Linked DNA regions of Mus musculus: region 2 is linked to region 1. Evidence: chromatin loops called from intact Hi-C (ENCODE). Cell type or tissue: gastrocnemius. All regions are shown on one strand. Links, peaks and the distances in the headings refer to the core of each region. The heading gives the core; the rest is flanking DNA.

Evidence for each region. Peaks named below come from ENCODE experiments on the same cell type or tissue, not always from the same donor. Only the 100,000 strongest peaks of a DNase experiment are listed, where the experiment ranks them.
Region 2: a loop joins it to region 1, with 18 times the contacts of the local background. A loop is called at or near these places in 41 of 42 quality-filtered maps.

What each region holds. Positions count from the first base shown.
Region 1 is chr12:80,975,342-80,991,375 of GRCm38, forward strand. No RefSeq gene overlaps it. Among named protein-coding and RNA genes, the nearest start is that of Slc10a1, 15 kb to the left of the region's middle. In gastrocnemius, for the core only: a CTCF peak has its summit at 7,183 (motif pointing right); a DNase peak (open chromatin) is centred at 7,175.
Region 2 is chr12:81,175,224-81,191,257 of GRCm38, forward strand. It overlaps Smoc1 (SPARC related modular calcium binding 1), which reads left to right. Exons shown (of 13, transcript NM_022316.2): 11 at 4,256-4,500; 12 at 8,765-8,818; 13 at 9,326-11,191. The coding sequence ends at 9,342. Among named protein-coding and RNA genes, the nearest start is that of Mir3067, 17 kb to the left of the region's middle. In gastrocnemius, for the core only: a CTCF peak has its summit at 7,084 (motif pointing left); a DNase peak (open chromatin) is centred at 7,074.

The DNA of each region.
Region 1 (16,034 bases), core at 6,031-8,530:
GTCCCAAACTCCTGGCATTCTGGCTAGATTCCACTCCCACAGTTACCTGACTATAGCCAGATATGCTCCTCCCTACAGTTACCTGATAGCCTACTCACAACAGGCTATTCCTCTTCACCCTCACTCTCTAGTTCTGCCTCTCTTCATAGCTTTCAAACCATTTGCTTTTTTTTCTCTCCCATCTTGCCACTACATCCTTGTACACTGTAGTGGCGCCCACTGGGGGGCAGGTCACTTTGTGGGTGGGCTTTTTGTTTTTGTTTTAGATAGGATTTACGTTTTTGGCTTTGGCTGTCCTGGAACTTGCTTTGTAGACCAGGCTGGCCTTGAAATCAGAGATCCACCTAGCTCTGCCTCCTGAGTGATGGGGTTAAAGGTGTGCACCACCACCTCCTGGGCTGGAAAAAAGTTTTAATGCGTTCACTGAGAAAGTTCTTTTAGTTATTCTGGAATCACTCTGGTTGTGATTATAGCCACACCATGCTGCTCCACCATTCAGCCTGGAAGATGTCGAGTGCTAGAGCTTACGGTGCACCATCAGGCCCAAACAGAGAGCTTTCAGATCTGTGTCTAAGCTGGGGTGGTGGAGCTTTTGGGAGGCAGAGGCAGGAGCACCGGGAGTACCAAGTTTGTCCTCAGGTGCTAGTTCTGAGGTTGGAGCCATGGAGGAGAGCTTCACCCTAACGTGCCTTGACCCTCTTGCAAATTTAAGCAAACACTTCGTGGTATGGCAGGAGCAGAGTTCGTAGAGGTGGGTGAGACAGCATCAAGGCCCAGAGGGTCAGAAGTCCTCTAACATTGATTCCTCCAGTATTGATTTTTCTCCACTGGCTTACAACATAAACCGAGGTGAGTTGTTACAAGGACTCGTTTTAGAGATGGCAGAGGGTAAACACAGCATGATGTGGAAAACAAAAATCTCGCCACCCAGAGGTTGTCTGAGTTTGGTGGTTCTGGTTTGGGCTTGTAGGAGCATCAGGACTTTGCAGGGCCTCTGAGATACTGAAGATGAGACTTGGTATTTAATCAAAAAAGTGGAGAGGATTTAAATCACCGTAAACTGGTGCACAGGTGACCTAGATGTGAGCAGCAGTTTTGTAGAGACAAAGAGCACGCATGTACCTCAGTGTCATGCATGCTCCTGCTGTGCTTTGGTGTTTATTTGCAACTGCCAATGTGTCTAGGTCAGAAGGCTGGAGCCTCCCAGTTCCCGGCCTTGGCTGGAGTCTCAGAATATGCTCTTCTGTGCAAACTACGTAGTAACTTCAATCTAGTCTGGGCTACATGAGACCTTGTCTTAAAAATAAAAAATGAACCAGGTGTGGTGGTGTATGTCTTTAATCTCCGCATATGGGAAGCAGAGGCAGGCATATTTATGTGAATTCAAAGACATCCTGATCTACAAAGTGAGTTCCAGGACAGTCAGGGCTATACAGAGAAACCCTGTCTGGAAAAAACCAAAAACCAACTGACAACCAACCAATAAACCACCCCCCCCCCAAAGAAAACAACACAAAAGACTTTTCTTAGCCAAGGGGTTGGGTTGAGGGCATAGAGGCAGGAGGATTATCTCAAATTCAAAGCTAGCTTGGTCGACACAATAATTGAGGCCAGCCTGGATTAGAGAATGAAGCCCTGCCTCAAACAAAATAGAACAGGAAAGAAAACTTCCCCAACCTAAAGAAAGAGATGCCCATGAACATACAAAAAGCCTACAGAACTCCAAATAGTTTGGACCAGAAAAGAAATTCCTCCTGTCACATAATAATCAAAACACCAAAAGCACAAAACAAAGAAAGATTATTAAAAGCAGTAAGGGAAAATGGTCAAGTAACATATAAAGGCAGACCTATCAGAATTACACCAGACTTCTCACCAGAGACTATGAAAGCCAGAAGATCCTGGGCAGATGTCATACAGACCCTAAGAGAACACCAATGCCAGTCCAGGCTACTATACCCAGCAAAACTCTCAATTACCATAGATGGAGAAACCAAGGTATTCCATGACAAAACCAAATTTACATAATATCTTTCCACAAATACAGCCCTTCAAAGGATAATAAAGGGAAAACTCCAACACAAAGAGGGAAACTATGCTCTAGAAAAAGCAAGAAAGTAATCTTTCAACAAACCTAAAGAAGATAGCCACATGAACAGAATTCCAACTCTAGCAACAAAAATAACAGAAAGCAACAATGACTTTTCCTTAATATCTCTTAATATCAATGGACTCAATTCCCTAATAAAAAGACATAGACTAACAGACTGGCTACATAAACAAGATCCAACATTTTGCTGCATACAGGAAACCCACCTCAGGGACAGAGACAGACACTACCTCAGAGTAAAAGGCTGGAAAACAATTTTCCAAGCAAATGGTCCCAAGAAACAAGCTGGAGCAGCCATTCTAATATCGAATAAAATCAACTTTCAACCTAAAGTTATCAAAAAAGATAAGGAGCAACACTTTTTTTTTGTTTTTTTTTTCAGATTTATATATTTTTTTATTACGTATTTTCCTCAATTACATTTCCAATGCTATCTCAAAAGTCCCCCAGGAGCGACACTTCTTACTCATCAAAGGTAAAATTTACCAAGATGAACTCTCAATTCTGAACATCTATGCTCCAAATGCAAGGGCATCCACATTCATTAAAGAAAATTTGCTAAAACTCAAAGCACACATTGCACCTCACACAATAATAGTGGGAGACTTCAACACCCCATTCTCATCAATGGACAAATCCTGGAAACAGAAACTAAACAGAGACACAGTGAAACTAGCAGAAGTTATGAAACAAATGGATTTAACAGATATCTACAGAACATTTCATCCTAAAACAAAAGGATATACCTTCTTCTCAGCACCTCATGGTACCTTCTCCAAAATTGACCATATAATTGGTCACAAAACAGGCCTCAACAGATACAAAAATATTGAAATAATCCCATGCATCCTATCAGATCACCATGGACTAAGGCTGATCTTCAATAACAAAATAAATAATAGAAAGTCCATTTATACATAGAAGCTGACCAACACTCTACTCAATGATAACTTGGTCAAGGAAGAAATAGAAAGAAATTAAAGACTTTTTAGAGTTTAATGAAAATGAAGCCAACAACATACACAAACTTATGGGACACAATGAAAGCATTCCTAAAAGGAAAACTCATAGCTCTGAGTGCCTCCAAAAAGAAACTAGAAAGAGCATACACTAGCAACTTGACAGCACACCTAAAATCTCTAGAACAAAAGGAAGCAAATTCACCCAAGAGGAGTAGATGACAGGAAATGATCAAACTCAGGGCTGAAATCAACCAAGTGGAAACAAAAAGGACTATTCAAAGAATCAACCAAACTAGGAACTGGTTCTTTGAAGGGTTTATATATCAACAAGATATATAAACCCTTAGCCAGACTAACTAAAGGGCACAGGGACGACATCCTAATTAACAAAATCAGAACTGAAAAGGGAGACATAACAACAGAATCTGAGGAAATCCAAAAAAAAAAAAAAAAAAAAAAAAAAAAACCCAACCCCCCCCCCACCAAAAAAACAAACAAACAAAAAACCCATCAGATCTTACTACAAAAGCCTCTACTCAACAAAACTGGAAAACCTGGATGAAATGGACAATTTTCTAGACAGATACAAGGTATCAAAGTTAAATCAGGATCAGATTAACAATCCAAACAGTTCCATATCCCCTAAAGAAATAGAAACAGTCATTAATAGTCTCCCAACCAGAAAAGCCCAGGACCAAATGGGTTTAGTGCAGTTCTATCAGACCTTCAAAGAGGACCTAATTCCAATACTCCTTAAACTATTCCACAAAATAGAAACAGAAGGTACTCTACCCAACTCATTCTATGAAGCCACAATTACTCTGTTCATTAAACCACACAAAGACCCAACTAAGAAAGAGAACTTTAGACCAATTTCCCTTATGAATATCAATGCAAAAATACTCAATAAAATTTCGCAGACCAAATCTAAGAACACATCAAAACGATCATCCATCATGATCAAGTAAGCTTCATCCCAGGGTTGCAAGGATGGTTCAATATACAGAAATCCATCAACGTAATCCACTATATAAACAAACTCAAAGACAAAAACCACATGATCATCTTATTAGGTGCGATGAAAGCATTTGACAAAATCCAACATCCCTTCATGATAAAAGTCTTGGAAAGATCAGGAATTCAAGGCCCATACCTAAACATAATAAAAGCAATATACAGCAAACCAGTAGCCAACATTAAACTAAATGGAGAGAAACTTGAAGCAATCTCATTAAAATCAGGGACTAGACAAGGCTGCCCACTCTCTCCCTACTAATTCAATATAGTACTTGAAGTCCTAGCCAGAGCAATTAGACAACAAAAGGAGATCAAGGGGATACAAATTGGAAAGGAAGAAGACAAAATATCACTATTTGCAGATGACATGATAGTATATATAAGCGACCCCAAAAATTCTACCAGAGAACTCCTAAACCTGATAAACAACTTCAGTGAAGTAGCTGGGTATAAAATTAACTCAAACAAATCAGTGGCCTTTCTCTACACAAAGGATAAACAGGCTGAGAAAATAATTAGGGAAACAAGATTCTTCAAAATAGTCACAAATAATATAAAATACCTTGGTGTGACTGTAATTAAGGAAGTGAAAGATCTGTATGAGAAGAACTTCAAGTCTCTGAAGAAAGAAATTGAAGAAGATCTCAGAAGATGGAAAGATCTCCCATGCTCATGGATTGGCAGGATTAATATAGTCAAAATGGCTATCCTGCCGAAAGCAATCTACAGATTCAATGCAATCCCCACCAAAATTCCAACTCAATTCTTCACAGAGTTAGAAAGGGCAATTTGCAAATTCATCTGGAATAACAAAAAACCTAGGATAGCAAAAACTCTGCTCAAAGATAAAAAAAAACAAAACAAAAACCTCTGGTGGAATCACCATGCCTGACCTAAAGCTGTACTACAGAGCAATTGTGATAAAAACTGCATGGTACTGGTATAGCGACAGACAAGTAGACCAATGGAACAGAATTGAAGACCCAGAAATGAACCCACACACCTATGGCCACTTGATCTTTGACAAAGGAGCATCTTCAACAAATGGTGTTGGCTCAGCTGGCGGTTAGCATGTAGAAGAATTCGAATTGATCCATTCTTATCTCCTTGTAAAAAGCTCAGGTCTAAGTGGATCAAGGAACTCCACATAAAAGCAGAGACACTGAAACGTATAGAGGAGAAAGTGGGGAAGAGTCTTGAACATATGGGCACAGGGGAAAGATTCCTGAACAGAACAGCAGTGGCTTGTGCTGTAAGATTGAGAATCGACAAATGGGACCTCATAAAATCTTCTGTAAGGCAAAGGACACGGTCAATAAGACAAAACAGCAACCAACAGATTAGGAAAAGATCTTTACCAATCCTAAATCTGATAGGGGGCTAATATCCAGTATATATAAAGAATGAAAGAAGTTGGACTTCAGAAAACCAAATAACCCTATTAAAAATGGGATACAGAGCTAAACAAAGAATTCTCAACTGAGGAATACTGAATGGCTGAGAAGCACCTAAAAAAATGTTCAACATCCTTTTTTGTTTTGTTTTTTTTGAGACAGGGTTTCTCTGTGTAGCCCTGGCTGTCCTGGAGCTCACTTTGTAGACCAGGCTGGCCTTGAACTCAGAAATTCGCCTGCCTCTGCCTCCCGAGTGCTGGGATTAAAGGCGTGTACCACCATGCCCGGCATGTTCAGCATCCTTAATCATCAGGGAAATGCAAATCAAAACAACCCTGAGATCCCACCTCACACCAGTCAGAAAGGCTAAGATCAAAAACTCAGGTGACAGCAGATGCTGGTGAGGATGTGGAGAAAGAGGAATACTTCTTCATTGCTGGTGGGACTGCAAGCTGGTACAACCATTCTGGAAATAAGTTTGGCGGTTCCTCATAAAATTGGACATAGTTTGATCAGAAGATCCAGCAATACCACTCCTGGGCATATACCCAGAATATGCTCCAACTTGTAATAAGGACACATACTCTACTATGTTCATAGCAGCCTTATTTATAATAGCCAGAAGCTGGAAAGAACCCAGATGTCCCTCAACAGAGGAATGGATACAGAAAATGTGGTACATTTACACAATGGAGTATTACACAGCTATTAAAAACAATGAATTTATGAAATTCTTAGACTAATGGATGGACCGGGAGGATATCATTCTAAGTGAGGTAACCCAATCACAAAAGAATACACATGATATGCACTCACCGATATTAGCCCAGAAGCTCAGAATCCTTCTTAGAAGGGGGAACAAAATACCCCATGGAAGGAGTTACAGAGACAAAGTTCGGAGCAGAGACTGAAGGAAGGACCATCCAGAGACTGCCCCACTTGGGGATCATAAACAACCATCAAACCCAGACACGATTGCAGATGCCAACAAGAGCTTGCTGACAGGAGCCTGATACAGCTGTCTCCTGAGAAGCTCTACCAGTGCTTGGCAAATACAGAAGTGGATGCTCACAGCCATCCATTGGACATAGTACAGGGTCCTCAATAAAGGAGCTAGAGAAAGTACCCAAGAAGCTGAAGGGGTTTGCAGCCCCATAGGAGGAACATCAATATGAACTAACCAGTACCCCCAGAGGTCCTTGGGACTAAACCACCAATCAAAGAAAACACATGGTGGGACTTGTGGCTCTAGCTGCATATGTAGCAGAGGATGGCCTAGTCTGTCATCAATGGAAGGAGAGGCCCTAGGTCCTAAGAAGGTTCTATGCCCCAGTATAGGGGAATGCCAGGGCCAGGAATGTGAGTGGGTGGGATGGGGAGCAGGGAATGGGGGGAGGGGATAGGAGATTTTAGGAGGGGAAACTAGGAAAGGGGATAACATTTGAAATGTAAATAAATTATCTAATAAAAAAAAATCAATGAAACATCCAAGAAAAAAACCAGACTAAACAATAAGAGAGCTCTGTGCTCTAGCTAAACATGTATTGAACCACGGAGAAAGGCCCAAGGTGTCCTCAGTTTCGGGAAACTGAGTGTGAATTTGTTTTCTGTAGCTTAGATGCTGTTAAACATGCATGGTGCACATGCCACACACCAATGAATAAAAATCTTAGCTGCACTTACCGATTCTGCCACCAGATGGCGGCATGGCCCCATGGGTGGATTTCTCGAGGCGTCGTAAATGGTGTTCAGGGGCTAAGGGGCAGGGTAATATTTTGAGAGGAAGAACATTGGCAGAAAATAGTTGTTATAAGTACAATTCAACTTTAGCAAGTAAATGCACTGTGGTTAAACAACTTTTAGAGTTTCCTTTCTATACTCTATGCCCATTATCCAGAGTAGTCCTGAAATAATGCATACATCTTTTGATTGCATAGTTCAATTTTCTTCTGCACTGCAGGACTCTTTTACCCATCCCTTTAAGAATATGGATGTCTTCTGTTCTCATTTAAGGACCCCCTTTCACTTACTGAGGACCAACTGTGTGCTGGGAACTTTAACATATTGTGTTCTTTTTATTTCTCACAGCGACTGTGTGAAATAATTACTATTAGTCCAATTTTACAATTACGAAAACTGATGTGAGGAGCAATATCTAATTGGTTCCAGAACAAGACAGTGGCAGAGTTGGTTTGAAGCCCCAATTGATTGGCTTCTATGTCCACCTGTCTCTCATAGGACCTCTCTTTTTCTTTTTTCAAAGATTTATTTATTATTATACATAAGTAGCTGTCTCCAGACACACCAGAAGAGGACATCAGATCTCATTATGGGTGGTTGTGAGCCGCCATGTGGCTGCTGGGATCTGAACTCAGAACCTCGGAAGAGCCTTCAGTGCTCTTAACCGCTGAGCCATCTCACCAGCCCCAGGATTTCTCAACCTTGGCGGTTTTGAGAAGTAGTCTGGACGGACAACTCTTTGTTAAGGTGAATGCTGTTGGCCAGTGGTTCTCAACCTTCCTAAAGCTGAGACCCTTTAATATAGTTCCTCAACTTCTGGTAACCCCCCAACCATAAAACCACTTTGCTGCCACTTCATAACTGTAATTTTGTTACTGTTATGAATCATAATGTAAGTGTGGGATCTGTGATCCAAAGCGGCCCAGGTTGAGAACCTCTGCAGTGGCTCTATAGTACTGCAGTGCTATGGATTCCTTTGTCTTTTAAATTTCGGGGAATCTCACTAGGGTCTCACCAGTGTTGTAACCTTCCTTGCTTGTACACACTCTTCCTATTTCCAAAATGAAGCTAGTTTCCCTCCTCTTTGTTTCCTGTCCCTTTAGGATACATTTCCTGAGACTTGCTTGGAAAGCTCGGGATGTTGGGTGGGTGGGAGTTAGCAGGCAGTAAAACGAGCCCGAGGCTTCTTCAAGTCTTAGACATATCTTTACCTGCATCCCCAGCTGCTTGGAGATAGTTGCAGTAATTCACACTGAACCCGCCCTGAGACCTCATTTGGCCAGTCACAAGCTGGGTCTCGCTGCCAAGGCTCATCTGTGCTTCCGCACGGCTGGCACAGAGCTATGGCTGCCAGCACTGGTCACGATGCTCCTGAGGCTGGAGTTTGGAGAAGTCAGAGAGGCGGAAGTGAGGGTACAAGGTCCTGGAAAGGGGTGTGGCCACTGAGCTGTGTATTTTCTTTATTGACCATTTACATTTCAGGGATGCTTATTGTGCTAATTAAATTAGGTATTCAGCAATTTATGCAAATTCCTATTCTATAGTGGGTTAATGCAAACATCAGCAGCAAAATTTCATAGAAACCAGAACCAGGTCTGGAGAGACTGCTCAGTAGTTAAGGGTGCTTGCTCTGGAGGACAAAAATTAAGATCCAGCATCCATGTAATAAGCCGATATCCGCACAAACACCTATAACCCCAGCTCCTAAGAGGGGAGGACATGAGGATTGCTGGGACTGGCTGGCTTCCAACCCAGCTGAGAAAACATGAACCCTAGGTTCAGGAGGAGACCCTGCCTCAAAGAAACATGCTGAGAGTGATAGAGGACACCTTACTGCCCTCCTTTATCTTCTGCATCTTACCGGGCATGTGCATACGCACACATGTGCTTATAGCACACACACACACACACACACACACACACACACAGAGAGAGAGAGAGAGAGAGAGAGAGAGAGAGAGAGAGAGAGAGAGAGAGAAACCAAGCAAGGGTTAACGTTAAAGCAAGCAGCAGAATCTGCAACATGGGAAGGAGAGTCTACAAAGGTGAAGGTGGAACCCAGGGTCTGGATCTTGAGCTCCTGGGTGTACATGACGCCTTGCCTTGATGTGTTATAGATAGAACTCTGTCTCCATGCAAGCCCATCAGCAGACGCCGGGAACACCATGTTGTAACTGGAATATCCCTGATCGTGGAAGCTTGCTCTTCAGAGGCGTTCACAGACCAGGATTCCTCCTACCTGCATTCGGTGGGCTTTTTGTCAGAGAAGGATTTATTAGACTCTGCCCACTGTTCAGCCTCTGGTACCACTGATGCTCAGCTTTGTTCCCTCTGCACACCACTTAACCCTTCTGGTCCCCTTGTTTCCAAGCAAATCGGAGTCTTGTCATTTTATCTGCAAATACTCTATTATGCACCTCTACAAGTTAAAGACCTGAAAAACTCAACACCATTTAAAAATTTTGTCTTTTATCTATCCATTTAAAAATTATTATTTTTAAAATTTTATGTTTGCTTGCACGACGCCTGTGGAGGTGAGATGAAGCTGTTAGAACCACTGGAACTGCAGTTCCAGTTGGCCGAAAGCTGCCATGTAGGTACTGAGAACTGTACCTAGGTCTTCTTGAATGTGGAGCCACCACTCCAGCCCTATCTTCCTTCCTTCCTTCCTTCCTTCCTTCCTTCCTTCCTTCCTTCCTTCCTTCCTCCCTCCCTCCCTCCCTCCCTCCCTCCCTCCCTCCCTCCCTCCCTCCCTCTCTCTCTCTCTCTCTCTCTCTCTTTCTTTCTTTCTTTCTTTCTTTCTTTCTTTCTTTCTTTCTTTCTTTCTCTCATCTATGTATCTATTTGTGTATCTATCTCATATGTATGTATGTATGTATGTATGTATGTATGTATGTATGTATGTATATATGTATGTATCTGTAGCTACTACTCCAGCCTTTTCTCTCTCTCTCTTTCTTTCTTTCTTTTTTCCTTTCTTTCTTTCTTTCTTTCTTTCTTTCTTTCTTTCTTTCTTTCTTTCTTTCTCTCGCTCTTTCTCTCTTTCATCTATCTACGTATCTATATATCTATCTGTGTATCTATCTCTCATGTATGTATGTATGTATGTATGTACATATGTATGTATGTATGTATCTATCTGTGTGTATGTATGTATGTATCTGTGTATGTATATATGTATGTATCTACATATGTATGTATCTATCTGTGTATGTATGTATATATATATGTATATATGTATGTATGTATGTATGTATCTATCTATCTATCTGTGTATGTATGTATATATGTATCTATCTATGTGTGTGTATGTATGTATGTATTAATTTGTGACAGTTTCATAACATGTACACATTGGTTATATTCACCCAACTCACCCTTCCCACTCCCCCTGGACACCCTCCTCCCAACATGTGCTCTTCACACTTTTCTGTCTTCTACTGTTATAAAGTTTTTTTTTTAATTATTCTTAGTAAACAGTTCTGTAGCTTTCTGGCATGCTGGCTGGTCTTGCTGCTTGGTCTTGCACAGGTAAATGCAGCTTCCGTGAGGGTCTGAGTGCAGTAGCCATGCCATATCCAGGACTGAGTGTCACAGCACTTCTCCCCATCCTTTGGCCTCTGCATTCTTCCTGCCCTTTTTTCCCTGAGCAATGGGTGTATTGCGTTAGCTGCCCCACATAGGGTTGGGCACTTATATCTACCCATTCTCAGTACTTTGACTAGGTGTGAGTCTTTATAGGATCGACCCCTTACTGCCGAAGAGGCTTATCTGACCAATACTGAGACTCTCACTAATCTAAGGCTATACCCCCCCCCCCCCCCGCCACACTACATTTTAATTTACTTCTATGTGTATGAATGTTTTGCCTGCATGTATGTCTGTGCCCCATATGCATGCCTTGTGCTGGGGGAAGCAAGAAGATGGTGGTGGATCCCCTGGGACTAGGATTGCATAGGCTTCTGAGACACCATGTGGGTGCTGGAAATCAAACCCATATCCTCGAGAAGAGTAGCCAGTGTTTTCAATCTCCGAATCACCTCTCAGCCCAATCCTAAATATTTACAAGGCAAAAGAACAGCACCTCTCCCTGCTGCCTGTGCAGTCCTGACCTGTGGGCACCCAACCAGATTTACCACACACGACTTCCTTTCTGTGGAGGAGGCCGCAGATCCAGAAAGAAGGTGGTTTGTCATTCTCTCCCATAACCTCTATACCATCATTGCACCAGAGGGCACACTTGTCTCCCATAACCTCTATACCATTATTGCACCAGAGGGCACACTTGTCTGCCAATTGGTATTTCAGTGCTAAGGTCCCTCCTGGCGACCTTCATGGAACCTTACTCTCCAGAGGGAGGAAGTTTTCAGGTTGGTTTCTCATATGTCCTGCAAACAAAGTGCCCAACACTAATTTTACACCCAAGTAAATTGATAATTCCCAGTTGTCATCAGTGCTGAGCGCATGCACCTTGTTAACTATCTTAGAGTATTTTCCGGGTTTATTTGGATCAAGGTTCAGAAAGAGCTATAGCCTGTGATTGGTCAACATGGCTTTTAGCAGCCTTTCAGCTATAGGTTCCATGACTTTATGTCTCTCTGTTTCTCTCTCTGTTCTTGAGTAGGTTATTTCTGCTCCAACTTTTTGCTGATTTCATTGCATTGCTTGACAAGCCTCTCTGTCTTCTATGCTGCTTATAGTTAGGCCTATTTTTGATATCTCTCTCTCTCTCTCTCTCTCTCTCTCACACATCTCTCTCTTTCTCTCATCCCCCACTTTACACGCGCGCGCGCGCGCACACACACACACTTCTTTCTCAGGACTGACTACCGTATACCAAGCATATTGGAAGGAGCATAAGGTCTGTTTCTTGTGAGTGGGTTTTGACACCTGAGTCTTTTGGGGACAGTCTTAGTAGTTTTTGAAAGTTTCCTTATTATCTAGTACCACTAAATATTTCAGATTTTTAAAAAATTTCCTGCCTCAGAATTACTTCTAATGGGAATGGTATTTAGAGATCTTATTCTGGAGATCTCAGTTCACTGCTGTTGAATGAGTGATTATTGCTTCATCTTGTGTCGACAGAGCTAGGACTCATAACCTCTGCAAGAGCAGCCAGTGTTCTTAACCCCAGAGCCATCTCTTCAGCCTTCTCTATTATTTATAACCATTATTTGGTCTTTTTTTTTTAAAGAGAACAAATTCATTTTTATTTTATTTGTAAGAGTGTTTGCCTGCTTGCATATGTACCACATGCCTGCAGTGCCCTCAGAGGCCAGAAGAGAGTGTCAGATCACCTGCAACTGGAGTTACAGATGGTTGTGAGCTGCGGTGGGAGTGCTGGGAACTGAACTCAGGACCTTCAGAAGAGTAGTCAGTGCTCTTAACCGCTGAGCCATCTCTCCAGTGCCATCATTTGTTCTAAAGTTTATAGTTGAATTTTGCTTAATGTTTGCTACCAGTATTTATGTAGCTATCTTCCCAGTTATATTTATTTTCTGAAACTAGCCTTCTAGTATATTCTGTAGGAAGGGAATCGTAGCAAACATTTCTGAATTCTTGAGTGTTATTAAAGGTTTCTCTGTGGCCTTTCAACTTGAAGTAAAATTTAGCTGGGGGCATAAAATCTATAGCTCACACGTTCTTGTGTGTTTTGGTATAAATCACTGCCGTTAACAGGTCTTATTTTCTTTCTTTTATGAGTATTATAGTCTTTCTGCTCAGATAGTCCAAGTCCAGTTGCACTGGTTAGGGCTTTTTTTTTTTTTTTTTTTTTTTTTTTTTTTTTTTTTTTGTCATCAACTTGCCATAACCTAGAGCCATCTGAGAAGTGGGAGCTGCAGGCAAAGAATTGCCTTGATCCTATTGGCTCACAGTCATGTCTGTGAGGAACTGGCTTGGCTGATGATTAATCTTGGAGGGCCCAGCCCACTGTAGTGACATCATCCCTAGGCAGGTGGTCCTTGTGTATACAGGAAAGCCAGCTGATCATGATCCAGTAGGAGCAAGCCAGTAGGTAGTAGCATTCCTTACGGGCTATATTTTAATTTCTGCCCTGACTTCCCTCCACGACTGACTGTGTGATGTAACTGTAAACTGAAATAAACTCTTTCCTCTGCGGCTTGCTTTTGATCATCATGTTTATCACAACAATAGAAAGCAAAGTAGGACACCAACTACCCAACCCCCACTCCGTGTGTGTGTGTGTGTGTGTGTGTGTGTGTGTGTGTGAACACCGGAGATTGAACCAGGGCTTTGTACACCCTAGGGAAATACTCAGCCACTCTATCACTGAGTTATAGTGCTGGCTTTTTTCTACTTTTAATTTTTGAGATAGAGAGTCAAAAGTTGCTCAGTTTGGCCTTGAATGTTCTCTTTCACGCTAGGCAGGCCTTAAACTTGTGACCCTCGTGTAACTGGGAGTATATGCTTGTACCACCAGTGCTGGCATATATTCTTCTCTTTTGAGGATAGGACATCTATTTTGCATTCTCCTGCATGGGAGAATTTCTGTTTCCTTTCTCATTTGTATTCTTTATTTTTGTCATTTATTCATACCTGTGTAGAATCCTGACTATTTACATTTTCAGTTAATACAATTCCTCTTTATTTTGTCACTCACAATGTTCCAGGTTGGGATGTTGGGAGCTCTTTCAGTTGGCTCTTGGGTTCCTTTGATCTGTGCATATGAATAGCTCTTCCTTACGTTCTGACCTCTCCATTCTCCCTGGGTGCCACTTCTTTTCTGCTTCACTTCCTGCCTGGACTTTATAGCCAAGAATTCCCTGTGTATTCTGGTCTTTCCACTCTTTGAACAACGGGTGTCATAATCTTGGCTCATCTTGACTTGGTTCTTGTTCAGAGAGCTGGTGAAGCTCTCGGTGCGTCTTTGCAAGCTCCCGTTCTCTGTGATGGCTGTCCCCCGCTGTGGCCTTATGCTCAGCCCCACTTCCTATATCCTTGGCAAGGGCCATGGCTTCCCACTTCCCCAAGAAAATGGAGAGCAACAGGGACTCAGTTTCTAACTTCCTTCCTTGGAATTCCCAGTGGCATCGCCTATCCTACCTACTTACCCACTCTCAGTGCCCTCTCCTCTCCCTCTGCTTTTTTTCTTGCTCCCCCACCTACGGGCCAATCTCCCATTAGGTCAAATCATCAGGAGGATGGTTCCTCTTAGTGCCTCTAGAATTTGTTCCATCAATGGTCTAATTCTGCATCCCCCTTCAACACTGTTTCCGGTGAGCAGAGGCAGGTTTCTCGGACCTCTCTGTTCCTGATTCCCTGGTAGAGCTATGTTCAGTCTTCCCGCTGAGTTCCACAGCTTAAATTCAGCCAATTCCTGGAAGCCTCCCGGAGCCTCAAGCTAGCAGGCCAGAGATGAGGCTTTTCTTCTGTCATCCCTGCTCTGCAACAGACCCTGCCCTTCCCTGCTTTGCTAGTCCCAACTCTAAGGCTGCCACCTTTGGTGCCCAGACTGACAGAACATGTCAGCTACTCTCTCCAGTTTCTTTCTTGCATATGCAGTTGGTGACACCACCCTGACCATGCAAATCCACCTCTTTTCCTGCCCTCCCTGTTTCCTTTGGGTCTACCCGGGTCCCCGACATTGGAAGGGTTGTATTTGACTCCTCTTTATTTTGTTGTTTTCCGGACCCTCACACTTCTTTAATCCAAAGTTCCACAGTTTTCCTTCTAGACTACAACTGTCAAGATCTCCTGGGAAAGTCTCAGAGTGGCATCTAAACCTGGCCTATGTTCTCCAGGCTGGTACATTGGACCCATCTGAGAAACCTGTTAAAAAGCACACACCTAAGATGGCCTCAGAACCAGGGCATCTGGGTTTTGAATATACTCCAGACGCTTAGTTCCCATGGACTCATGGCTACTAGATTATCAAGTCCACGTAGAACTCTACAAGGACCAACCCCTGCTTCTTGTCCCCTGAAGATGCCTGGCCTTTTGCTTCCTGTTCCGAGTCATCTGCCTGGCTCAGAGAAACTGAGACCCAGAAAGGTTAAACACACATTAAGACCCCTGAGGTAAGAAAGGGGCAGAGCCGGAATCAAGCTCAGGCGTATCTGGTATGGTCATCTTAACTCCTAAGCAGTGTCCCACGCTGATTTTAGAGATTGATACCTCCATAACTAGCCAAGGCCCTGTGCCACTTCCACTGTCTAAGCCAGAGTTTCAGCTCTGTCCCCTTGTGCACAGTCTTCTCACCATGGAGTCCCTCGGTTTCTTTCACTTTCAATTTAAAAGAATGTCTTCTCTTCCTACCGGCCCATGGACCAGGCCATTTGCCCCTTGTCCACCTCCTACTACCAAGCTGCAGAGGTGCCCAGTAATGAAACATGAAGTGGAAAGAGAGGGAGAGGAGGAGGCAGAATCAGGGCGGAGAGGGATGGAGCGTGAGCAAAGGGGGCAGAGCCACAAACTTTAATTTAATCACAGGGCCCCACGCTCAATTTAGCAGACACAAGGTCTCCGAGGGGGTCCCCGTGTGGTGGCAGGACAATCAGTTCTGCAGTTCCTTAGAGAGCATTAATTGTGAATGACAATGTGTAAACGGGGAAGAATGGAGTGTGCAGGTGTGAGCGGCTGGGGCCAGCCTGGGCTGTTTTCACATGAGCCAGTGCGCTTCAACTCCACTGTGGTCCAGACCGAAACAGAGGCGCAGTCGGGGAGCTATTGAGGTGTTGGACCTTGGTGTGCAGAGGGCTCCTGGAAACAGTGGGGAAGAGCCAGAGGGCCCAGGAGGTGGACTGTGGGACACGGTCCATGCCTGCTTGTGGGGCTGTGGTAGGCAGCCTA
Region 2 (16,034 bases), core at 5,864-8,363, 200 kb after region 1:
AGCATTCTGCCACGGGCTGGCAGCAGGCAGGGTGTGCAGGCTAGCTGTGGGAAGTCAGAACTGCTCCACACTGAAAGATCTTGATGGGGGAGCAGAGAGGGTACAGAGGAGAACCACGAGGGCAAAGGAACAGAGCCCAGATGAAGATCACCCCCTGGCCAACTCAGAGCTTGCAAGGTAGGAAGAACAGCTTCTTGATTCGAAATAGCCTGAAGGCAGGTAGGGAGAGCTCTGACCACAGACGTGCAGAGAACAGACAGGCGGTTAGGAGGGCGCTCCAGGAACACGTGTTGGAGGGAGAAAACCTTCTCTGGCAGGGCCTCTGGGTGGGATGACCTCATCCCTTCCCGTCTCAGCAACCGAGACTTTATTATTCCAGCCTCCAGGTAGACATTACGCTATGCAGAGCCTAAAGGTTAAAGGAAGAGCTGCCTTCTTCTTGGCGCTCTCTCGGCTCCCTGGCTGCCTCCCCGAGAGAGAACCTTTCTTGGGCGCTCTTGTCTCCTCCAGAGCTTAGGTCCTCTCTGATGTTCCCCTTCATGTGCCCTGAGCACTCCCTACAGACTTTCTGCCTGCCCACCCTGTGTACTGCAAGGGCAGCCATGAGAGCAGATGCTGTCACTAATAACAGAATAGTAACATTTAAACACAGGCTGCACAGCCCCCGCAGAGAATGTCAGCCTGCCCCAGACTCCCTGCACCTGGTTTCCATGGCAGATTAAGCAGATTCCCCAGGAGTCAAAGGCCAGTGACAGCTCAGTGTGCCTTGCAACTTCCCTAAGGGTCTCTCTGGGTGGAAGCTGTCAGGATGAGGTCCTACTGACATCCTTCTTAGAATCCAGGATGTCTGGGGGATTTACCCAAGACTGTGGTCTGCCTCGTTAATAATGGACTAGGCAGCTACCAGGGGTGACAAGCTCTTCTCTGCAGGAGTGTGGGGGAATGCAGCTTCTTTTTGCTTGAACTTCATGTTACATGGGGGTCACTGTGAAGTAAGACAGGATTTTCTAGCTTCTTCTCAGGGAGGGATGAGAGGTGGTCCACTCCTTTCTAGAATATACAGCAAATCTGAGAGGAGCGTCATATCACCAAGTGCCTTGGACATTTTTTAAGAACCATGTGTATCTTCAGAGTATGCTAGCAGGTCCCGATCACCTGGTCTAGGGTTCTTGCTTGTCAGTGAAATTCCCTATCAATGTTCTGTTGCAGACTCTGCACACCAGTCATTTGAAATGCACAGGGTCTACACTTCGGATTCATTCCTCTCCCCATGGGCAAGTGACCCAGGCATTTGAATATGGAGTCCAGCTCATAGTCAGTGGCAAGTCCCTAGGACAGAACCAGGACACTTGTGTGTGTGTGTGTTTTCTTCTGTTCAGAAACTCCAACTCATCATGAACAGAGTTATCATTGGCTTTAAAAAATTCTAAGGAGTATCACTCTGATTTCTTTGAGTAAAGATGATGAATAAATAATTGAGTAATAAATAAAATGATAGGCAGGCCATCGAATATATACGTACACACAGACATTGGCCTTGTAACTTTGTGGGCCAGAGATATAGGCTATGCCAGATGTGGTCATCAATATGTATCTGGGCACAAAGATGTATTCCCCGTCACTAGTTTCTTTTCTTTTTTTTTTTTTTAAATAATTCAGTTTTTTTTTTTTTGATTACCCAAAATCTCACCATGAGCATTTGTATTTAAAATCTAATTACTCCCTGGTTAAGTTTGGGGATTTGATTCTAAGATACAAGCTTTCTTCTGATGTAATATCCTGGTCACAAATTTAATAATTAAACTCTTTGAAAAATATGCTACTTGAGTTGATATGCAACATATTTTTTCAGTAGCGATATATGACTAAAAACTTGTCAAGTAATAATAATGTAAGTACTCTATTTTTCTTTTTTTTTTTTTTACATTTTTTTTCTCTTTTTTTTAATTAGGTATTTTCCTCATTTACATTTCCAATGCTATCCCAAAAGTCCCCCATACCTACCCTCCAACCCCCTAACCACCCACTCCCCCTTTTTGGCCCTGGAGTTCCCCTGTAAAGGGCATATAAAGTTTGCAAGTCCAAAGGGCCTCTCTTTCCAGTGATGGCTGACTAGGCCATCTTTTGATACATATGCAGCTAGAGACAAGAGCTCCGAGGTACTGGTTAGTTCATATTGTTGTTCCACCTATAAGGTTGCAGTTCCCTTTAGCTCCTTGGGTAATTTCTCTAGCTCCTCCATTGGGGGCCGTGTGACCCATCCAATAGCTGACTGTGAGCATCCACTTCTGTGTTTGCTAGGCCCTGGTATAGTCTCACAAGAGACAGCTATATCTGGGTCCTTTCAGCAAAATCTTGCTAGTGTATGCAATGGTGTCAGCGTTTGGAAGCTGATTATGGGATGGATCCCTGGATATGGCAGTCTCTAGATGGTCCATCCTTTCGTCACAGCTCCAAATTTTGTCTCTGTAACTCCTTCCATGGGTGTTTTGTTCCCATTTCTAAGAAGGGGCAAAGTGTCCACACTTTGGTCTTCGTTCTTCTTGAGTTTCATGCGTTTAGCAAATTGTATCTTCTATCTTGGGTATCCTAAGTTTCTGGGCTAATATCCACTTATCAGTGAGTACATATTGTGCGAGTTCCTTTGTGATTGCGTTACCTCGCTCAGGATGATGCCCTCCAGGTCCATCCATTTGCTTAGGAATTTCATAAATTCATTCTTTTTAATAGCTGAGTAGTACTCCATTGTGTAAATGTACCACATTTTCTGTATCCATTCCTCTGTTGAGGGGCATCTGGGTTCTTTCCAGATTCTGGCTATTATAAATAAGGCTGCTATGAACATAGTGGAGCATGTGTCCTTCTTAACGGTTGGGACATCTTCTGGATATATGCCCAGGAGAGGTATTGCGGGATCCTCCGGTAGTACTATGTCCATTTTTCTGAGGAACTGCCAGACTGATTTCCAGAGTGGTTGTACAAGCTTGCAATCCCACCAACAATGGAGGAGTGTTCCTCTTTCTCCACATCCTCGCCAGCATCTGCTGTCCCCTGAATTTTTGATCTTAGCCATTCTGACTGGTGCCGTCACTAGTTTCTCTAAGCATTAGCTGGGGTTCTGGTTACTATGTGATCTCCTAGACCCACCCCAGTCCTCCTGACTGGAAACCTTACACTCTAGAGACTCACCCCAGCAGGTTTAGAATATGCTTGCTTTAGGATCTCTGTTTGGGTCTGGGGAGATGGTTTGACAGGCAAAGAACAAGCAGCAAACACAAGAACAGAGCTTAGGTCTCATCTGTGAATGTAAATTCTGGGAGCACACCTGTAACTCCAGCACTCAGCAGGTGGACATTGAGTATTCTGAGTAACCTGGCTAGCTAGATCAACTGTGTCAGGGAGCTGTGACTTCAACTGAGAGACTCTGTCTCAGTGAATAAAGTGAGCGTGACCAAGGACTACTCTTCTATGCACAAGCACAAAGCCACAGGTCAGGGGCATCACACATCTCATCTACCAGCCTTTATATTTTGGGTTCTGCTTCTCCTAGACTGTGAGCAGCCTGAGGCTAAGCTGACATCTCCAGTTCTGGCACTGGGTGTGATGACCACTAAATCTACACAATTTCTCTCCAGTGCCTATGTACACTAGAAATATCCTGGCTATTTCAGAGGGTCAGGCAGGTCAGCAAATAACATCACTTGGATGCCCCTAAGGAAAGAGCTATTGCTACCTGATGGTTGGTAGCCCAGCATGAAGCCTGTCTTGGGTTAGTCTTTGTTGCTGTAACAAAATATCCTAGGCTGAGTAATTTATAGAGAAGAGTTTTATTTTGGCTCACATTCTGGAAGTCCAAGAGCATGCCAGCATCCATTTGACTTCTGGCGAGGGCCTCTTACAGCTTCAGCTAACTCATGCTAGAAAGTACACGTAGGAAATACACACAGAGATGAAGGGAAATGGGTGTGTGTGGATATAGCTTCACAGCAGCCTCCTCTTGTAAGAGCTAATTCGTTTCCATAAGAACTGACTCAGGATCTGTAGAAGGTAATTAATCTCTCTTCAAGGGTCTACCTTCATTCCCCAACACGGATTCATTATTAACCAACTTCAATACAGGTTGGTGGGAGCAAATGCTTAACCGTATCGAGTACCCTGGTGTTTGGCCATTTGGGAGGGAATCACAGCAAAGCAGGTGATTCCTGCAAGATCCTGAGTGGTGTTTTCTGGGGTGGGGGTTTCTGTCCGTGGTCAGGTTCTCAGAGCCAGACCCCAGCCACACCCTGGAGGAGCGAGTGGCACACTGGTACTTCAGCCAGCTGGATAGCAACAGCAGCGATGACATTAACAAGCGGGAGATGAAGCCGTTCAAGCGCTATGTAAAGAAGAAAGCCAAGCCCAAGAAATGTGCCCGGCGCTTCACCGACTACTGCGACCTGAACAAGGATAAGGTCATCTCACTGCCTGAGCTGAAGGGCTGCCTGGGTGTTAGCAAAGAAGGTGAGTTCTATCCCCTGTATGCCTGTCAGACCCAGGGACAGGGACCAAGGGATGCCCTGAGCAGTGAGATCCTAGACCCCCATGTATTCACCAGCCATTTATTGGGAGTGGGCTGTGATTCAGGGCCTAGCTGCCTGCTGCAGCCATGGGGTTGACTGGTGAGGTTCCTATTCTTACACAGTCTACCGAAAAGACATGAGAGTTATTCATGTACTTTGTGATTAGTACTATCAGAATGTTAGTTAGGGTAGAGAAGACTACTGCGAGTAGTGAATAGACTCACGCACACCATAGCTCAACTTAGCAGAGATTGCTTATCTTTTATCTTGTCCATGGAGTAGAGCAGTGTAGTTCCAGATTGCGATCTAGACTGTGTGCGTATGAATGTGTGTTGTGTGTGGTATGTGGATGCAAGGGATAGCACAAGGACTGGGACTTCTCAACATAATACCTCAAGGAAGCAGGTAGTGAGAATGACTCTGATGGTTTTGTCAACAGGCTTTTAGGGGCACTATGTGCGTCTGATTTATTGCCCATCCACCATATAGAGTAAGCTTGGGTGTGTGAGGGAATTCTCTGGAACAGTCCTAGACGTGTCCTGCATGTAATTTCTCATGGTTCACAAACTGGAGCTCTTGAGAGCTGTAGCAACTATAGGTGGCAGGAGGTAAGGTAAGGCTAGAAAGCCCTTCACTCAAGTGGGAGGCTTTATAAAGGCAGTGAGGAACCAATGGATTGGGACGGTCATATTTGACAGAGACTGTAGTGCTCATCCCAGACCTACCCAGGAACACTTGCTACTTAGTGAGGAGTTGCTGGGGCCTGACCCTGGCCCATTCCATGCCCCTTTTGTGTTGCGAGTACCTGTCCATACAGCAACTAAAGCCAAGGGAAGGTACAATGTGGTGACTTGGTCCATGGAACTCAGGGATCCTCCCTCTGGAACTTTGCTGGGGACCAGTTGTCTACCACTTCAGCCAACACACAGGACCCAGAGGAAGCATCTAGAGGAAGCTGTGATCTGGGATGCAGGATTTAAGAATCAGTGCTCACCTGGATGCCCCTCCAATCCAAATTCTGTGAGGAGCAGGCTGTAGATTCGAGTCATCTGAATATTTTTTTTCCCAGAGACTCCTGGGGTAATTTCTGTTTCTTGCCCAACCCTACCTTGACCCTCTCACTTAAAAAGTGTCATTGAGGGTCTGGCTGAAGCACCTGTGTCTGCAAATGTGACTGCGACAGGTCTGCCTGCATCTGTGCATGCATCTCTTCAGCATATTGCTGTGAGCATGCCTGCATGGGTACCTGTCTGACAGCATCTCTATCTCTGTGTGTACACACGTGTGTTTATCTATGCCCGTTTTTAAAAATTATTTTTGTGTGTGTATGAGTGCTTCTCTCCATTTACGTTATGTGCACCAAGTATGTGCCTGGTGCCTGCAGAGGCCAGAAGAGGGCCTGTTGGAACTGGAATTACAGATAGTTGTGAGCCACCATGTGGATGCTGGGAACTGAACCTGGGTTCTCTGCAATGGCAGCAAGTGATCTTAAGTGCTGGGCCATCTCCTCAGCCCTTTATGCCCGACTTAAAATGTATCTATGTATGCATGACTATACATGCATGCACATGCTCTGTGTGTGTGTGTGTGTGTTGGAATGTGGTGAAGTAAAACGTAGGAGGAAGAGAGGTTATGAGTTAGAGTTGAGGTTGCCTGTGTAGATGGCAAGTCCATAGAGAGTACGATGGGACTCTTCTTTCCATCCCTCTGTCCAGACAACACACTGATCCTAGAGCCCAAAGCCTTCTGTTGTTCTATGTTTTAGAGTCTGGTTTAAGCAGAGGAGCAGTGCTTTGCACGCATGGGGCAGCAGTGCTGCCATTGCTTGCCTTATCAGTAGGACTTCATAGTTTAGCTTCCTTGCCCTCCGTGAGGATGACCCTAGAGTGAAGAACAATGTCTCTTGTGAGCAGGCCAGACTTATTGCCTGGGGAAGCCAAGAGAGTGGCCAGAGAGAAATACTGGGCAATGGGGCACAGATGTAACTTTGGGACTCTGTGAGGAGAGAGATAGAACCTGTGGGGAGCTGTGTGGCCAGTGCCCTGACAAGGATGTCTGTTTCTAGGCATATGGTGCTAGCAGGAGAATGGAGGACTATGAAGAAACCTAGGGGAGGGGTGAGGACAACTGTCTAGACAGAAATAGGGATGCAGGTATGACCAGAGACCCTGAAGTCAGATAGACCTGACTGTTAAGCTCTGTCAGTTCTAACCCTGTAATTTGACAAGGTTCCTCACCTCTCTGGATTTCAATGTCCTCCTCAGCCGAATGGAGGTAGTAGTATCTACCTTGGAGATTTGGAGTGAGAAGTTAACAGTTTAGAGTAGGTGATGGGCGGGACAGAGTCCAGATGCACAGCGATCACACAAAAGCTATCAGTAGCAGAGGAATATACCCATGGGATAGAGGTGCTGCTTGCTGGCAGCCTCAAGGTCTCACTTTGCTCCAAATGGCAGAAAGCAAGATGGTATATGAGAGCTCAGGCACAGGTCATCTGGTATTATGTGGTGCCCTCTGGTGGCCTGAGAGGGACTTGCATGCCAGATGGGGGCCCAAAGTGAGTGGGAAGATGTGGGACTTGGGCTGTGTAGTTTTGGGTTTGAGGGGCCCGACTTCTGGAGATGCCACAGGAGCACCCCTTCTTTTGTCTTCCATGACTCTCACTGGAGAGCTGAATCCTTTGACCAGCATGGCAAGCCAGACATTTGGAGGCCCGGGCCTCGGTAATTGTTCTTTTCCAAGTCATAAAGCAAGTTTGTCAGGGTTGCTGTCTCTACCCTGTACAGCAAGCAGCAGAGGACCAGAGAGAGGCTCAGTGTCTCAGAAGCGCCAGCTTTTCCTTGGGCTCAGTCTTCTCCTCTCCCTCTGAGGATCAGGAGCTCGGGGTCCAGCGGATGACAGCAGCAATGAGTTTACTTCCTCCCATGAATGCTGTGCCATCCTGGGTTTTTAGCCACATTAAATGGGGATAATATCACTCCTGTTATATAGGTTTGCTGAGGTACAGGGTTGCGCTCCTGTCTCTTCATTTTGTTTTCTGGCTCTTAGCTGATGAAGCAGAGCCAGGGCCACCATAGGCCTTCTTCTTCCATGTACGGATCTCCATGTTTACTCCTGAGGGCAGCACCTGCGGAGTGGAGCAGAGTAAATGTAGACTCTGAGGTTGGGCAGCCTGGCTCTGCCCTTGCTCACCTGCCTGCCTTAGGTCTGCTCCTCTTATCTTCCTGGATTTGTGATCTCACCTGCAAACTTAGATATACCAACATCTACCCTTAGTTTGTCTTTCTTGGTCATAAGGAATATTGGGAGAGGCTGAGCTGTGTCATCATAGGATCCATAGGTAATCCTGGACTTAGCAGGAGACAATCTCCAACCCCCCGCCCCCTGGGAGGCAGAGATGTAGCATAGATGTTGTCTTAATACCATCTTCTGGTTCGGTCCAACGATGTTCAGAGGCACAGGGAACTGGCCCGGCTCCTAGTATGTTCTCCCTTCAGGATCAGGTCCTGAGGGAGCATCAGGACCTGTGCACAGGGGAGGGTGTTATCAAACCAGGTCTTGGACCTTGTGTAAGTCACTCTGAGCCTTTGCCTCCAGATTTGGCAAGCGAAGGAACTAAGGTTCCTTCCACCTCTGACATTACAGGACTCGGAGACCCAGAACCAAGAAGGTTATAAATAGCCATTAAAACCCTTCTTAGCTAACAGCTGAGGGGATTCAAAGAGGCGTCCTGCGTGGGTTCCAATACCACAGTGGGAAAGGAAAGTGAAGAAAATTTGTTTATTCTCTCTTCGATTGGTGCCTGCCTCATCTATTCAATTTGAGTTCAAGCTCAGCCTGGACTATAGAGAGAAATGCTATCTCAAAAAAAAAAAAAAAAAAAAGTGCCAATGACACCAGGAGCTGCAGCAGCAGCAATAAGCCAGTGAGACACTCCAGCCTAACTATAGGGGGGAAAAAAGGCTGTTTAAAGGGGCTGGTGGACAGTGGGTTTATTAGGCAGAACATGGCAGTAGGCATCCCCAGAACAGGAAGCACAGCCATGCCACTTCCGGCTCCCTCCCGCCACTTCCGGCTCCCTCCCATTCTTCCACTCTTATCCGTTCCGGTTCCGAGGGCAGAGCAGGCAGGGGCTCAGATACAGGAGCTCTGCCAGCTGTCTGGGTCATGACCTCTCCCATGTCATATGTTCCTATTTGTTGCAGGTGGTAGCCTTGGCAGCTTCCCTCAGGGAAAACGAGCAGGCACAAACCCGTTCAGTAAGTGACCTTCTTTCTGGACTTCCCTCTTTGGTGGACCCCCTGTAGAAACCGTGGGAGTGTAGTAGTCAAGCCATAGACCAGACCATCACATAAAGGCCCCCACTCTGAGTCTGGTGGGGATCTGAGGAAGATGTCATCAGTGCTGAAAGGATTCTGTCACCCGCACCTGTCCCAGACACCTGCTGTTTCCTCCAGGCTAGGGTAGTACGACCTGACCAGAACTCAGCAGATTTCATCCTGTGCGTGTCTGGCAGACTCCGGGTTTGTACAGTTCCACTGGAATTAACAGTTCCTAACTGACTCTGGATGCTGGGGGCTGCCCAGAGTAGCAAAAGATAGGAGGGTAAAGCACGCACATCTGAGTATCTAGGCAACTGGCGCCTGACCTAGCCCATGTCTGCTGTGCAAAGGCTGTCCTCATGCAGATAGTTTCGTAGCTGAACATTTTGTACACTAATGGCTCACATCGCTTTTTTCTTTTTGCTCTCTCCTTCCCGCTCCCAGTCGGACGCCTTGTCTAAAGAGTGGAAAAAGCAAAAGGCCCATGGAAACTCCGAGGAGACAGGACTGACCGTCAGACACCTAACCCTCAGCGCTGCCCGTGGCCCAGCCACAGTCTGTGTAACATAAGTGGTGCCCGCCATGTTTGCACTTTTAATAACTCTTACGTGTGTGGTTTGTTTCTGGTTCCATTTGTAAACACCAATTATCTAATACCATAGCAGGAACAGGAAAGGGAAGAAAAGCTGTTTATTCTCTCTTTTATTGTTAAGGTTTTTTGGATCTGCTACTGACATCTTTTAGGTTGGGGGGGGCGAGGGACGGGGTCGAGAAGAAAGAGATTTATATACTGTATATAAATATATATGTAAATTGTATAGATCTTTTGTACAGGCATCGACATCGCTGTTTGTCCCTCCCTTCTACTTCCTCTGGACTCCCAGTCCAGGTCTCTCCTTAGCTTCCCCAAGTTTCACTGTATATGGACTCTGAGAGAATAGATGGGAGCCCTGTGCTTGTGCTGTGGATAGCATGTTTTCTTCTGGTGGGAAGAGGGTACTGGTCCATTAGCTGTCAAAGTCCAGTCACTTGGCCATTGGCTGGGTAGGAGGGGAGCCCAGTTCCTGTGCTGGCCAGCATGGATTTCAGATCTCCGGTGGCCCACATGTCCATGCTATCCAGATCCCTTGGCAGTCTACAGTGAATAATGGAGCAATCTCTACCTGAAGGGGCTGGATTTGGCTGCTTTAAACATCTCTACCCATGTTTAGCATGTCCCCCGTGTAGGACATGAGAGGTGAGACCCCAAGCATGTGAGGAAAAGGACACCCAGCACCAGCAGGGTTCTCCTGCAGCAGCAGGTGTTGGGCATCTGAGGAGATGGTGAAGAGGACTGAAGACCTGAACCAGCCCTTCTGCAAACCCACAAGAGAGCCTCCACAAGCATGTAGCTCCCAACACTAGAGTCCAACTAGGTTTTACTTTCGTGCTCTCCCTCCATCTCTTGGATCCTCACCGATTGGGTCAGCCACCTTGTTGGCCAATCCCGGAGTTGCTCTTATTCCTCTGGCTTTTCTCATGGACTTCCAGAATTGTTGAATTGACGTGGCGTCCCTTACTTCTGCTTCCTCAGAGGAATAGGAGCGATGATCCAGCTATAGGGAACTCTAGGCTTTTGCACAGAGTGTCACCGGAATTGCACCAGGGCAGATGAGCAACTTTTTCTGTCTAGGTGACATGCTGATTCAGAGGTCCTTCAGTCAGAGCAGCAAGTGATACTTAGCAGCTCTTCCATGGTCAGCCATGATGGCAGTGAGGGAGGCCAGGACTGGTTCTTTTGCTGGCTTGCTCTCCTCAACCTGCCTTCCCTGGGTTTCCATCTCAGTATCCTGTAAATGCATCCACCCTGGTAAACCCTGCTCTATTTTGGGTCTGGAAGGCATGGACCACATAATGCTGCCCACATGTGGGGAACATAGCCTTCTCGGAGCTTGATTCGATGAAGTCTCAGCTCCAGAAGGTTCCCGCTGTCCTGGTGGAAGTCACACATGCTGTCCCATGATGACCAGTAACCCTGTCCTGCATGGTAAGGTGGGAAGAACACCTTCTCTTGGAGCCTTGAACAGAAACACCGCACGCAGCAGGCTGGAGCTGGATGGCCCTCCCAGCAGACTCCAGTCCCATTTCCTGGCCAGAAGGAAATGTGCACAGAGAAGCCACCTTTATGTAGGAGTTTAGAATCTGACCAGCCAACTTCTCTCTCACAGATGGGCGTAGGCTGTGCTGTGTGGTTTTCCCTTGGGGAGGCGGGAGCAAGAAAAAGTATTTGTAGCTTGTTTTATAAAAAATAAAAATGGGTAAACTTGGGCAGCTGGTGCCTCTTTCTTTGGGTGGCCTTCTCTGAAGGAGAGGCCCCATTTCCTAGAAGGTTTCATGGTTTTCCTGGTCTAAGTGCTCAAGCGCTGATCCTGGAAAGTCTAGGTTGCTTTTAGTGAGACACCAGCAGGGAACACAGTGGTCCTTGGGGTGTGTACTTCCTAGGAAGATGCCCCGGGTCCTCTTGGCCCTTAACTGCTAGTGTGTATACCTTAATTCTCCCTCTGACCTTCACCCGCACAGAAACCCCAAAGTATACTCATTCTGGGGCCCTCCTCTCAAGCTGCACCTGGAATGGAGCTGGTAGAACATTGGGAAGGAGCTCTGACAAGCTCAGCCTGGTGGGCATAGCTGTGTTAATCATGATCTGGACCCTGGGGCTGGAACGCAGGTGGAAAGATGACCCTCTGGCCCTCAGTCAGGTTTGCCCAGCTCACGTTTCAGTTCTGCCTGGCACTGTGTGGCACCACTTCTGAGCTGGCAAACCCTGCAGAGCAGAGGACTTTGGGATGGGGGTTGACAACATGGCCAGGATAGGGGCCAGGAACCTGAGTCTCCTGCGAGTAGGACCTTTCCTTTCATCCTCTCTCCCTTCAGGGCTGTCCTTGGAAATGACCTTTGTTAATTACCCAGCTTTTCCTGATTCTTCTGGCTGCAGTTTGTCCTCTGAGGGTACACAGAAGATATTTTTTTAAATTCTCCCTTTGCCCAAACTTTTCTCCCACAAGACTTCCCTGGAGAAGGATCTTAGCATTTGCCAGGTCACATAGTCCCTCATCATCTCGTACCTCATCAAATTCCTCCCAGTTTCAGAACTGAAGCTTCTGTTTTGAGGCAGTGGGGATAGCTGGTTTGCTGTACACTGATGGACACTGTCATGGGTCAGTGACCAGACTGCATTGTTCCAGGTTCTAAGTATAGATTCAGGCCTAGGAAGAGGGGCAAAGTGGTTGCCAGGTCTGGAGAAAGTAGACTAAGGGGTCCTCTTGTCTTCAGATTTTCTGACCTCAAGCCCTGAGCACTGCTGATTCCATGGCTGCCTTCCTGGGGGCATCAGAACAGCAGCTTCTGTATCCTGTACCTTAGGACTGAGCTGCATTGGAGGGAGTTCATTGTCATTCGCAGCAGTTAAATCTTACTTAAAGCCACTATTTTGTAGAAGACTGCCAGCAAGGCTTCAGAGAAGTGTGGTTAGCACTTCCCGTGCAGGAAGCCCAGGAGGAGTCAGAGTTGATTTGACCTCCAGCATAGAGTATAGAGAGGGGCCATGGGAGCTCACTTTTGGCAGCAGAGTGGACTCTCATTCCTACCCCTTGCTCCTCTGTTTTTTTCCCCAGACAGCTGCATCAAGAGTCAAGGATACAGCACAAGACAGGTCCGTTCTGTCTTTGCCTCACCTCGGGGCTCAGAGCCATGTACCGCTTTCACAAGGAGGGAACTTTGGGAATGCATTCAGCAAAGAGGTCTAAGAGGCCACAGAGCTGGCATCTTTTCAGGACCATCGAGTGTTGATAGAGGATTGGGGTCCCAGGTCCCAGGGGCTCCAGTGATATAATATCTGCTTCCCAAGAGGGTGAAACACAGCCACAACACCTTTGAGGAAAGATAGATGGGTAGATGGATAGACAGACCGACAGACAAACACACAAAATCAAAATAACAAACAATGCAGAGAGGTAGCTAAGTTATCTTTCTGGCCAAGTATCTCCAAAGCTTCTAACTGATCTGTAAGATCATGGCTATCCCATTAATGAGGTTCAAATCTTTCCCAGGAGGCTTGACCTGTTTTTGCTGAACAAGCAGGGGAATGAGAAGTTAGATCTTTCATGAAGTACCACCAAGACCTTCAACCCTTCACCACAGATCTGTATGTCTTCTGCAACTTTTTTTTTTTAAACTAAAAAAGCCCTAACTTTGGTCACATCCTGTCTAATACTTCCTTTGCTGGGTAAGCCAGCCAGTGGTCTCTTGTCATTTCTCATCAACAAAGGACAGATCAACCTGAACAATCCTTTCTGTGTGCTACTTCTACATCTGGCAGCCACCTTAACAATGTGACCTTAGCACTCCCTTTGCTCTGCACCATCTCCTCCTTAATAGGATAGATTCCAGGAAAACCCTTTGTCCAGATCCTCTTAACAGGACTATTGATTCTAGTTAATGGTTGATGATCCTGTATGTGGTAAGCGGAGCCTGTTCCCAAACTCAAGGCTATCTTTTAGTAATCTGCACACTTGATACAAGGGAGTGCTATGCACGGGGGTACTGCCTGTCTACAAGGTAGTAAACAGGTATCACACTGCTGATATAACTCAATCAGGAGAGACCAGGATGAGCTGCAATACAGTTCACCCCTCATGACTTCGGTGGCTAAAACACAAAGAGATAACCTAGACTTAGTGTCAGCTGGGGCACTTCTTTGTACTGTCCTTATTAGGGATCCATGTCAAGGAAGACTCCTTCCCTCTTGATTATGGAAGCAAAGAAAGAGAAATGTGGTAAATTGCACTCTGGTGCCTATTCAGAATGAAATATATTACCAACTTGGGGAGGAAAGAATTTATCTGGATTACATGTTCCAAATAGAGTCTATCACAAAGGGAATTGGGGACAAGAGCTGGAAGCAGGAGAAGAGGCAAAAATGGGGGAACACTGCTCACTGGCTCTCTCCCCTGGTTTGCTCAGTTACTTTTCATATACAACCCAGGGCCATCTGCCAATGAAAGTGGCACTGCCCACAGTGGCCTGGGTCCTCCTACATTGATCGTCAATCAAGACAATGCTCCCCCGGGATTGCCAAACTTATGGAGGCAATAACTCAGTTGACATTCCTTCTGCCTAGATATGTCCTAGGTTTGTATCATGTTGACAAAAACTAAGCCCCACAGTCATATTGCTCATGTTCCAGTGACTAAAGGGGTCACACGGCCCCACCCGACTATACAACAGTGAAGAAATAGAATCAGGAGTATTTTGTAAAAACTCTCGACTATTATGATGTAGATTATCTTAGTGTGATTTTAACTGGGCAGTGTGTGTACTGTCTAAGAGTAAAGAAACTTGCTTATTCCATTTTGTGCAATGCATTTTGCCCATGGCTTCTGACAAATGTGGCATGTTCATAACAACCACCATTCCCCTTGCTCAGCAAAGTGGGGAGGTGAATACCAGTTTCCCTTCTGTGAGAAGTCAGCACCCCACCTAGAGACTGTATCGGATGCCCTGTAGGAACGCTGCCACCCTCACAGTGTGGGCAGGAGAAGAGAAGTTGGAGGGGAAAGAGCAGGTTCAGGTAACATTGGAGGAGAATAGCTGGCTGAGACATCCCAGTGCCCTGTGCTATGCATGTGAGAACCTTGTGACTTCTGTAATCATTAGTTTGACCCATGCCCTATTGAATCATCTTCCATTAATGAGAGTCAAGGCTGTTTCACAAGCTCAGTTCCAATCAATCATGCAACTCAATATGCAACTTGCTTTAGTCTCCCTCCCCTCTCTGCCCTAGCACAGTGTCTTGGTCCATGACTGTTACAACACAGTGGAACAGTGGTCTGGCTCCAAGTCACTCCACTGGTTTATAACTGTTCTTCATGATGGAGTCAGAAGGAGGAAAAAGGAGAGAAGCCATGAGGGTCTCTGAGCAGTATCCTTCTGTGTTTATTGTAGCCACATCTCAGTTTAATGCTTATTCTATTTCCCATTGTACTAGGGGCCCTCTGTTAGAGCTTATATGGAGCACATGTCAGGTCCTGGAGTAAACCTCCCCATTGTTTAATCCTTCCTCATTGATTCGGCCAGTTCAGTTTTGGTGTGACCTTTCTATATCTTCCCATGTGAATATACCATGTATTCATGGTATCCATGTCCATTTTGATCTAGGGCCCCTGCTTCTGCTTTTCTATTGCGGCTGCAGCCTGACTCTCTGATAGGGTTTCCATTCATGGAACTTCGCTCACTGAAGCCCTGCCCAAAACTGGAAAGGCAGGCTGATCTTCAGCTGTTTCTTGTCTTAGCTCTTCACCCCCATGCCCCTTCAGTGTGTAGACGAGGCTGGCCACCAACTCTGCTGCATGTTGTTGGTGGTGGTGGTGGTGGCAGCAGCAGCATGGAGTCCAGCTGGAACACGAGGTGACAAACTTGCAGCTGTGACTTGTGACGAGCTGGTGGTCCCACTGCTTTTAGAATGTTTCTCCTATAGCTCTGGAGAAGACAGGGACATAGATGGAAACCGAAAGGCAGTATGACTACAGCACTCAGTATATAATACAATACTTTGGGGAGTTGTAAGGACATTGGTGGGGAAGGACTGAAATCGGGCTATTTAAATTACCCATGTGGAACTTTGTACCTTCCCCAACAAGCTATAAGGCTGAACTTGCACAACAGCACCCCATCATCAAGTCAAAGAGATACAGAGGGAACAGCTTAGTCAGGTCAAGAATGCATCTGTAGGTTACATAAACACTTGGCTAAGATGCTCATGGTAACTGATTATATCTGCAGCTGTATTCCCTCTGTCTGAGACACTCTTTGAGCTTAATTCAAAATGCCTCTGTGCAGTGTGCCAACCAGCTCCATTTAGACCTGGACAGTGTCGTGCTCTAGCACTGCTCAGGAATGACCCTCTGTCCTGGCTAGTTTTATGTTAATTTGACACAAGCTAGAGTCATCTGAAAGGAGGGAATCTCAATTGAGAGAGAGAAAAAAAAGCCCCCATAAGACCCAGTTATAGGGTATTTTCTTAATTAGTGATTCATGGAGGAGGGCCCAGCCTATTGTGGATGGTGCCATCCTTGGGCTGGTGGTCCTAGGTTCTATAAGAGAGTGGGCTGAGCAA